Regions from separate parts of the Homo sapiens genome. Here region 1 is linked to region 2. A link is an interaction called in ENCODE POLR2A ChIA-PET data of the cell type or tissue named here. Cell type or tissue: A673. All regions are shown on one strand. Each heading gives the region's core, and the rest is flanking DNA. Links, peaks and the distances in the headings are about the cores only.

Evidence for each region. ChIA-PET counts read pairs that join two places held together with the same protein. Peaks named below come from ENCODE experiments on the same cell type or tissue, not always from the same donor. Only the 100,000 strongest peaks of a DNase experiment are listed, where the experiment ranks them.
Region 1: POLR2A ChIA-PET joins it to region 2 with 12 read pairs; 2 of 35 experiments call an interaction of 5 or more read pairs at or near these places.

The regions. Positions count from the first base shown.
Region 1 is chrX:46,316,526-46,320,926 of GRCh38, reverse strand. No RefSeq gene overlaps it. Among named protein-coding and RNA genes, the nearest start is that of LINC01186, 8.9 kb to the left of the region's middle. In A673, for the core only: no CTCF peak of the experiment used is centred there; a DNase peak (open chromatin) is centred at 2,176; H3K4me3 peaks cover 157 bases; H3K27ac peaks cover 3,955 bases.
Region 2 is chrX:46,399,067-46,403,467 of GRCh38, reverse strand. No RefSeq gene overlaps it. Among named protein-coding and RNA genes, the nearest start is that of KRABD4, 46 kb to the left of the region's middle. In A673, for the core only: no CTCF peak of the experiment used is centred there; no DNase peak of the experiment used is centred there.

The DNA of each region.
Region 1 (4,401 bases), core at 77-4,076, 83 kb after region 2:
GGCACTGTGTGTGCCTTAGTAAATAATTTATAACTTTCCCCATAACTCAGGGGAACCCACCATAGTCTGACTGTCTGCCTTTTACCTTCTCATCTCTATACCTCCAGGTCTCTAGTGATCATAAAAGTGATCGAAGCCCTGATCTGATTTTTATCACAAAGCCATTCTTCTTTGTGGGTACTTTGGTTCTGGAGACAGAGAATCATGAGATCAGATAAAGCCATGTGGAGGGCTGAAAGTTGGCTGGAATGGCGCTTGGGGCCCAGTTTATGCTGTTGGAGCATTTCCTGTGTGCCCTTTGAAACCTCTGAACTCAGCTCTTCAAAGTGAGAGCTTTGTCTTTCCGCTGAACACATATATTTGCTACTTATTATCTTTCTCTTGCCATCTCCACCCTTACTTGACTCAGCCAACATCGATATATCAAAGCAAAAGCATTGCTCTGACTGAGTCATAAGTTATACTTTTACCTGACATTATCTGGCTGTGTAGAAATGAAAGCATAAAAATAATGGAGGTTTTGTGTACAGGTCTACACACACACACACACACACACACACACACACACACACACACACACACACACGTCTTCTTCTTTGCTTCACTTATCATGCTCTCACTACTTCCACTGTTTCTCTCCCCAACTCCTGCCCACTCCCACTCATAGCAGTTTATTAAAGAAGTATGTTTTCTCATGAGCCAATTGGGTAATTTTTCAAGTTGAACCCCATTAACATTATAAATGCCGTTATAAATGCTTGTTTTTCAAAAATTTGTCTTTCCAAAACTTTGTTCTGGGTCAGAAAATTTATTTCTCTTTAGAGAGCCAGTGTTGCATGAGGAAATTGAAGCTGATCTCTGGGTGTGTGTTTGTGCTAATTTGCTGTACAATCAAATACAGATATAGGTTAATAAATGCTGTTCTTTGATCTGTTGCTACAAAGGATTCATTGTAAATACATTACTAGATAAGTAAGTTAGAACTTTGTAACTGTCTCTTGCAAACGGTGCCCCATGCCACCCATTAGCATGTGCAAGAAGTGATACATTTGGCTTCAGCCTGCCTGGGTTTTACTTTGCTGATTTGTTTATTTTTAAAATAGTTACCCATAGTATACTTCCATTTGGGGTGTCCTCATAGAAGGATAGCACTCAGGCAGAGAAATAGCCCAAAAAAACAATAACAGCACCAAAAACTTGGTAGCAAGAATTTAATAAAACCAAGGGAGGCCAATGTTTCTATAGGTAACCATTTAACATTTGTCATTATGTGTCTAGCTCTAGCCAAGGCATTGCAAAGAATGCAAAAAGACATGATCAAAGGCCTCAAGATGTTTACAGTCCTGTTAGGGGATGAAGGTATTGGAGTGAATCACATTCACTAAAATGGGAATAAAGACTTCTACCTTAAAATCATGGTGTTTTTCAGGGAATCAGAACTAATATGATATGACTGGAGTTAATATGTTATTGTGGGGGATGGGGAGGAGTAGACTATTGGTAGTTGTGGCTACAAATTTGGCAGGATTCAAATATTGAAAGGGATTTGTATGTCAAGCTAAAGAATTATAATTTTTCTCTATAGACAATGGGGGAATTAACCACCGAAGAATTTTGAGTTGGTGAATGACATAAAAAGATTTGTATTTTAGAAAAATAACTGGCATGTTGCGGGGTGTGAAATGAAGTAAAAGAAGTCTTCAGTTGTGAAGTTACATGTCCATTGAGTCTAGCAGATACCAAACAATCACATCAAAATCCTGAAATAATAATAAATAAAGAATTCTACCTTGTCTGTCTCAGTGATTGTACGTGGAGGTATGTTTCTTTTTACTCATAAGTGTACAGTCTGTGTAATTAAGTGGCAAAGCCATTTGAAAAGGTCACTGTTTAAATCACAGGACTTATCTAGGTGTGACAACCCACGGTGATGAGAGATTTAGAGCCAGTCTCTACTGAGTGCTGATGTGGGGCTGATGTGGACTCTAGGAGGCTTTGTGGGAGAACAGGGTAAAGGCTTTGGTTCTGGAGAGAAAGTGATATGCCCTCAACTATGTATTTCAGGTTTCCATGGTCAGCATCTAGGCCTTCCTGCTATTATCTGCCTTGTGAGACTGGAGGACAAACTGGAAGCCAAGAGATACAATCCCAAAGTTGCTTGAGTGTCAGACAAATAAAAGAAAAACATTTTCCTTCCTTCCTTCCTTCCTTCCTTCCTTCCTTCCTTCCTTCCTTCCTTCCTTCCTTCCTTCCTTCCTCTCTCCCTCCCTCCCTCGCTCCCTTCCTCCTTTGCTCCCTCCCTCTCTCCCTCAGTCCTTTCCTTCCTCCATCCCTTCCTTCTGTTGTGGAAGAAAAAACGTTTCCTTTATCGTCTTAGGTTCAATACCTGGGACTTGCAAATTAAACTGACAAAAGACAAATTAGCGGGAGAAAAGGTACAGTTTTTATTTAGTATTTTTATGTACATGACTGTTCGCAGAAAAGAAGTCTCAAAGAAGTGGTTATAATGAGGGCTTATATATCATTTTTATGAAGGGCAATAAATTGTGAGAAAGTGGCTAGAAAAAGCAAAGAGAGTTGGAGCTTCTAGGGGTGATAAATTGTGGGAAAGTCACTAGGAAATATATGGGGGGAACTAATAGAAGAGAAGGATTATTTTAGTAAATTCTGTTTATGCAGACTGATCTCAGCATCAACTCCCCATCTTCAGTGATAAGAGTTATGCTTCTCTTCCTGATAAAGGGAGGGCACCTTTTTCATGATAAATTTATGCCCTACTTTTATGCAGACAAAAGGGAGGCAGAGAACTTTTGCAGCACCAGTTGATTCTCAATTGCTTTCAGCTCAAAATAATCCTTATGCCGAAATAGCATATTTTATGGTGGCATATCCTGATCCCCTTCACTTCCAACCTTTTTTTTTTTTTAAAGATGCATTGGGTGTGAGGTGTGCTTTTGGGAAAGTATGGATTACATAATTCCTAACACAGGCTGGTTTGTATTCCATGGATAAAGACTCCAACCCTCAGATCCCATTTAGATGACATCCTTGCTAAGTCAGCCTTCAACTGCAGGTCTTTCACATAAGCCAAACTGATCATCTAAGTGATAAGGCATGTGAGAATATTTATAATCCACAAAGTGCTAAGAAAATACAAATTATATGGTTTCACTTTTTACATTATTAAAATAAATCATTTAAAAAGGATTTCTCTGCTGCTTCCTATAAATAAAGGCAGCATTGCCCTCCTCCCCCGATCTGTTCCTACTGTGGGTCATGGGAGGAAAGATGGAGCCAGCGAACTGACTTCTCGCTCACAGTGAAAATCAGAAGAGGTCCAATACTTCTCTAGCCTGAATCAGTTGACTTTCATTTGTTTTTATTTTTTCTTGTTTGCCTTGATCTACATTGCAATCAGTATGCAAATGTGTGCAACACACTCTCAGGAGCAAACTCACTCAACAAAGCATATTGGGCTACATCATTGCTATAGTGATAACCTTGAATCTGCTCTAATCTGTGAAGGAGCACATCATTGGGACACTTCCACGCTTTGTTATTGTTAACAAATTACTTATGACTCACCTCATAAATGACCCTAACAATACCTGTGATTGTGACTAACTGTTCCCAGCCTCAGCCTGGTGATCAGGAAGAGAATTGTTCTGTTTTCCTTTGCATTGATTCCAGTTCTGGGAGGCTTCCAGATCCTTTTAGTTCAATAGATTTCTACTTAATTTCACTATACTTAGGCACTCAGATGGGCTCAGGAGATACAGATGTAAATCACGCCTGCTTACCACCTTCCTCATGCTCACCACCTTCCTCATGCTCACCGTCTAGTGAGGAAGTGCTTCCATAATGCTTTTCCTAGCTGTCTCTCTACCTTTCTTTTATTGGTCCTTCTGGTCCCAGGTTTCTCTTTTCCCCCCACCATGGAGATTCCAGCAAATCTTGTAGGAAACCTTTCAGAAGTGTCTGAGACTCCTCTTTGCTCTCACAGCCCTCTGGCTTTATATTTATTTACCAAGATACATTGTACTGCATCTTACTCTATATGCCAGGTGCTGTGCGCTTAACCCTGCTTAATCCTCACAACCCTATGAAGTAAGTGCAGATGAGGAGACTAAAGCTGAAAAAGGGCCAGGTGCAGTGGTTTATGCCTGTAATCCCAGCAGTTTGGGAGGCTGAGGCAGGAGGATGGCTAGAGCCCAGTAGTCTGAGGCCAACCTGGACAACATAGTGAGACCGTGTTTCTACAAAAAAATGTTTAAAAAATTAGCCGAGTATGGTTCCATATGCCTGTAGTTCCAAGCTATTCAGGAGGCTGAGTTGATAGGATAACATGAGCCTGGGAATTTGAGGCTGCAGTGAGCTGTGATTGAGCCACTGCACTCCAGC
Region 2 (4,401 bases), core at 112-4,111:
GTGTTTCAATATCAGTTTCTTTGTGAGGTATTATTGATTTCTAACCCCTTCACAGGTTCTAGAATAAATTCCTTCCTCTTCAATATTCTCAAGAGTGTTTCATCAGGCATCTATTCTAACACTTAGTTAATTCTACCCTCTGAGTTCATTTATTTGTTGAGTACCTACTATGTACCAGGCACTGGTCTAAGCCTAGGGATAGATAGAACAGTGAACAAAACAGATAAAGTCTCCAGTCTCATGGAGGTTATTACTCTAGTGGGTGGACATGACAATAAATGAATAAGTATTGGGAGGAAGAAAAAGCAAGGGAAGGGAGTTAACGAGTGCCAGGGAGAAGTGGGTTACTATTTTGTATTGAGTGGTTGGAGGATGCCTCACTGGGAAAGTGACATTTGAGCAGAAACCTTAAGGAAGGGAGGGTGTGAGCTAGGCAGATATTTTGGGGAAGAGAATTCTAAGCAGAGGGAGTAACAATACAAAAGACCGTGCTTGGCTCACTTGAGGAGTAGCAAGGAGGACAGTGATGTGGAGTGAGTGAGGGGAAAAGCATAAGGGGATAGGATCAGGCTCTGAAAAGCACTTGGATTTTTACTCTGAGTGGGAAGTGAAGTCATTGGGAGGTGTTCAGCCGAGGAGTGATGGAGCTGCAGTGCTGAGAATAGACCGTTGACTGGTGAAGGGAGAAGAGAATGATGTTTTGCACTGGGAAGTGGTAAGAAGTGGTTATATTCTAGATATATTTTGAAGTAAGAACATAATTGCAGAATTGATGGATTGGACATGGGTGTCAGAAGTCAAGGATGCCTCCAATGTTTCTGCCTTGAGTAGGTGGAAAAATGGAGTTTCCAGATACCAACATGGGGTAGGTGGTGCAAGAAACAGGCAAGGGGGGCAAGATTAGGAGTTTTGCTTTGGGACTTGTTAATAACTTTTTTACTTTAAAAATAATTTTTAATTGAAATATCACATTCTAGCAGAAAAGTGCTTGTCGAATTTTCACAAAACAACTGCACCTGTAATTTGCATCGAGACTAAGAAATAAAACACTCCAACAGACCCAGAGGCAGAGATTACAAGTAGGCATCTTGGATAGACAATTCTATAGTTTAGGGGAGATATAAATGTGGGATTTGTCAGCATACAGATGGCAGTTAAAGCCATGAAACAAGATGAAATTACCTAGGAAGTAAATGTGGATAGAGAAGAAAAGAAGTCTGAAGACTGAGCTGTGGGACCTTCTAACGTTTAATGGCTGGGGAGATGAAAGGGAAACAGCAAAGGATACTGAGAGGAGCAGATGGTGATGTAGGAGACCCAGGAGAGAGTGAGAACAAAGAAAGAGTACTAAGTACAGGAACTCTGCCATAAGGATTGGGAATATGCATTGAAGAAGATCCAGGTCCCTTCCCTGCCCTCGTGTCAAGTGGGGTAAAACATGACACGTTAAAAAAAAAAAAGGCATGGAAAAAAATTCCATCTATCTATGTACTTATCTTCCCATATTTTGTTATGAAGTATAACACAGGCTAAAAAGAAATGTAACTTTTTTTTTTTGAGACAGAGTTTCACTCTCATTGACCAGGCTGGAGTGCAATGGCGCAATCTCGGCTCACCACAACCTCCGCCTCCTGGGTTCAAGCGATTCTCCTGCTTCAGCCTCCCGAGTAGCTGGGATTACAGGCACGCACCACCATTCCTGGCTAATTTTGTATTTTTAGTAGAGACAGAGTTTCTCCATGTTAGTCAGGCTGGTCTTGAACTCCAGACGTCAGGTGATCCGCCCACCTTGGCCTCCCAAAGTGCTGGGATTACAGGTGTGAGCCACCGCGCCCAGCCCAGAAATGTAACTTTTGATGGTGGGGGGGCGGATCTGATTTAGTTAGGAATGGCTTCTCTGAGGAAATGATGTTTAACTTGAAGCTTGATGGATGAAAAGGGATTTTCTAAGATCAAATTTGGAGGATGTATTAGTTTCCCAAGGCTGCTGTAACAAAATACCATAAACTGAGTGGCTTAAAACACAAGAAATTTATTCTTTCACAGTTCTGGCAGCTAGAAGTCAGAAATCACAGTGCAGCAAGGCCATGCATGCTCTCTGTGACTCTGCAGAAGAATTCTTTCTGGCCTCTTCCAGCTCCTGGTAGCTCCAGGCATTTCTTGATTTATGACAGCATAATTTTAATCTCTGTCTCCACATGGCCTACTTATCTGTGTGTGCGTCTCTGTGTCCTCTCCTCTTCTTAAAAGGACATCAATTATTAGGTTTAGGGCCCACCCTAAATCTAAGATGATTTCATCTCGATATCCTTAATTAGTTATGTCTGCAAAGATGCTATTTCCAAATGAGGTCACATTCTTTTTAAGAAATAAATTTTATTTTTTTCAGATACATGGCATGCAGTCACCAAATGAGGTCACATTCTGGGGTTCTGAGTGGACGTGATTTAGAGGAACACTATTCAACCTCGTACAGGGAACAAACAGAAGAAATAACATGTTTGAAGCAGTAGTGTGTTGGAGCTGACTCAAACCTGCTATCAAGAGCCAACTGTTAAATTTTCAGCAATTTTGTTATCTGGTAGACATTAGTAACTTGAAATTGATCACAGTGTGAGTATTTGCATTGTGGAAATTGACAAATGCCACAAATCATGTTTGTTTATTTTTCTTCTGGAGAACCCATTGTTAAACATTTACCAGCACACCACTGGTTTGAAGGCCTTGTATCTGAAAAGACATGTGTCTAGCATGGCTGGCCTATAAGGAAGTGTGGACTGGAGGGGAAGAACAGGCCAGGACATGTAAGGTCTTGAAGATCTCAGTAAGGATTTTAGGTTTTTTTTTTTTTTTGAGACAGTGTCTTGATCTGTCTCCCAGGCTGGAGTGCAGTGGTGCGATCTTGGTTTACTGCAATCTCCACCTCCCAGGCCTAGTGATCCTCCCACCTCAGCCTCCTGAGTAGCTGGGACTACAGGCACATGCCACCAAGGCCATCTAATTTTTTTTTTTTTTTTTGGTAGAGATGGAGTTTTGTCATGTTGCTTAGGCTGGCCTGGAACTCCTGGGCTCAAGGTATCTGCCTACCTCAGCTTTCTAAAGTGCTGGGATTACAGGTGTGAGCCACCACACCCAGCCAGGATTTTAGATTTTAACCCAAGTGCAACTGAGGGATATCTGAGAGTTTTAATCAGGGGAGCGGCAAGGTCAGATTTGTGTCATTGTTCTAATTGTTTATATGCCAGTCTTTCCTTGACAGGGATTTTATCTTCATTATTTTTTGTTTCTCCCATGAATTTTGCATAGAATAGGTACTTGATAAATGCTCATCCATCTAAATGGGGTTTTATAAATACTATGCATGCTAGTAAAAGCAATGGTTAATGAGCCAGCAAAAATGATTGATATGGTTTGGATTTGTGTCCCCACCCAAATCTCATGTGGAATTGTAATTCCCAATGTTGGAGGAGGGACCTGGTGGGAGGTGATTGGATCATGGGGGCTATTGCCCTCTTGTTGTTTTCCTGATAGTGAGTGAGTTCTCACAAGATCTGGTTGCTTAAAAGTGTGTAGCACCTCCCCCTTCTCTCTTTCTCCTGCTCCGGCCATGTGAAGATGTGCCTGCTTCCTCTTTGCCTTCTGCCATGATTGTAGGTTTCCTGAGGCCTCCCCAGAAGCAGAAGCCTGTACAGCCCATAGAACCATGAGCCAATTAAACCTCTTTTCTTTATAAATTACCCAGTCTCAGGTATTTATAGCAGTGCAAGAACGGACTAATACAATGATCAAACCCGAAGATGTCATCGAGGATTCACAAAACAGTTCTATCATTTTGGTACACCATCCGTTTAACAGACATGTATTTAGAACCTGCTGTCTACAGGCACCATGGGGATACAGCAATGAAGAAGACACAGTCCTACTCTCAAGTTGGAATCTTGTGGAGAACACACCAAAGCCTGTCAGAGTCCCCTGTGATAAACTGTATGACAAAGTAAACATGGGCAGGTCTCCTGAATTTTGGGGACCTGGGGAAGCTCCCATGGGAAGCACACTTTTTAGAGATAGTATTGCTGCCTGGAATGATACACTGAGTTCAATATCATCCTTTAAAAATGGCGGTACACAGGCTTGGGGAAATGAGGATCTGAAGGGTTTTGTCCCTTTGAAGTGACCCTCAAAGCTTGTTATACGTTCTATTTGCCCATATTCACTATTGCTATCACCTTTATCCCTTCAGGCTGTGGTAGGCAGAATTCTAAGATGATTCCAATAAACCTTGTCCTTGTATAATCCTCTTCCCTTTTAGTGTGAATATGATAGTGCTCCTGTGCTGACATTATGTTATACAGCAAAAGGGAGATTATCTTGGGTGGGCCTCACCTAATCAGGTGAGCTTAT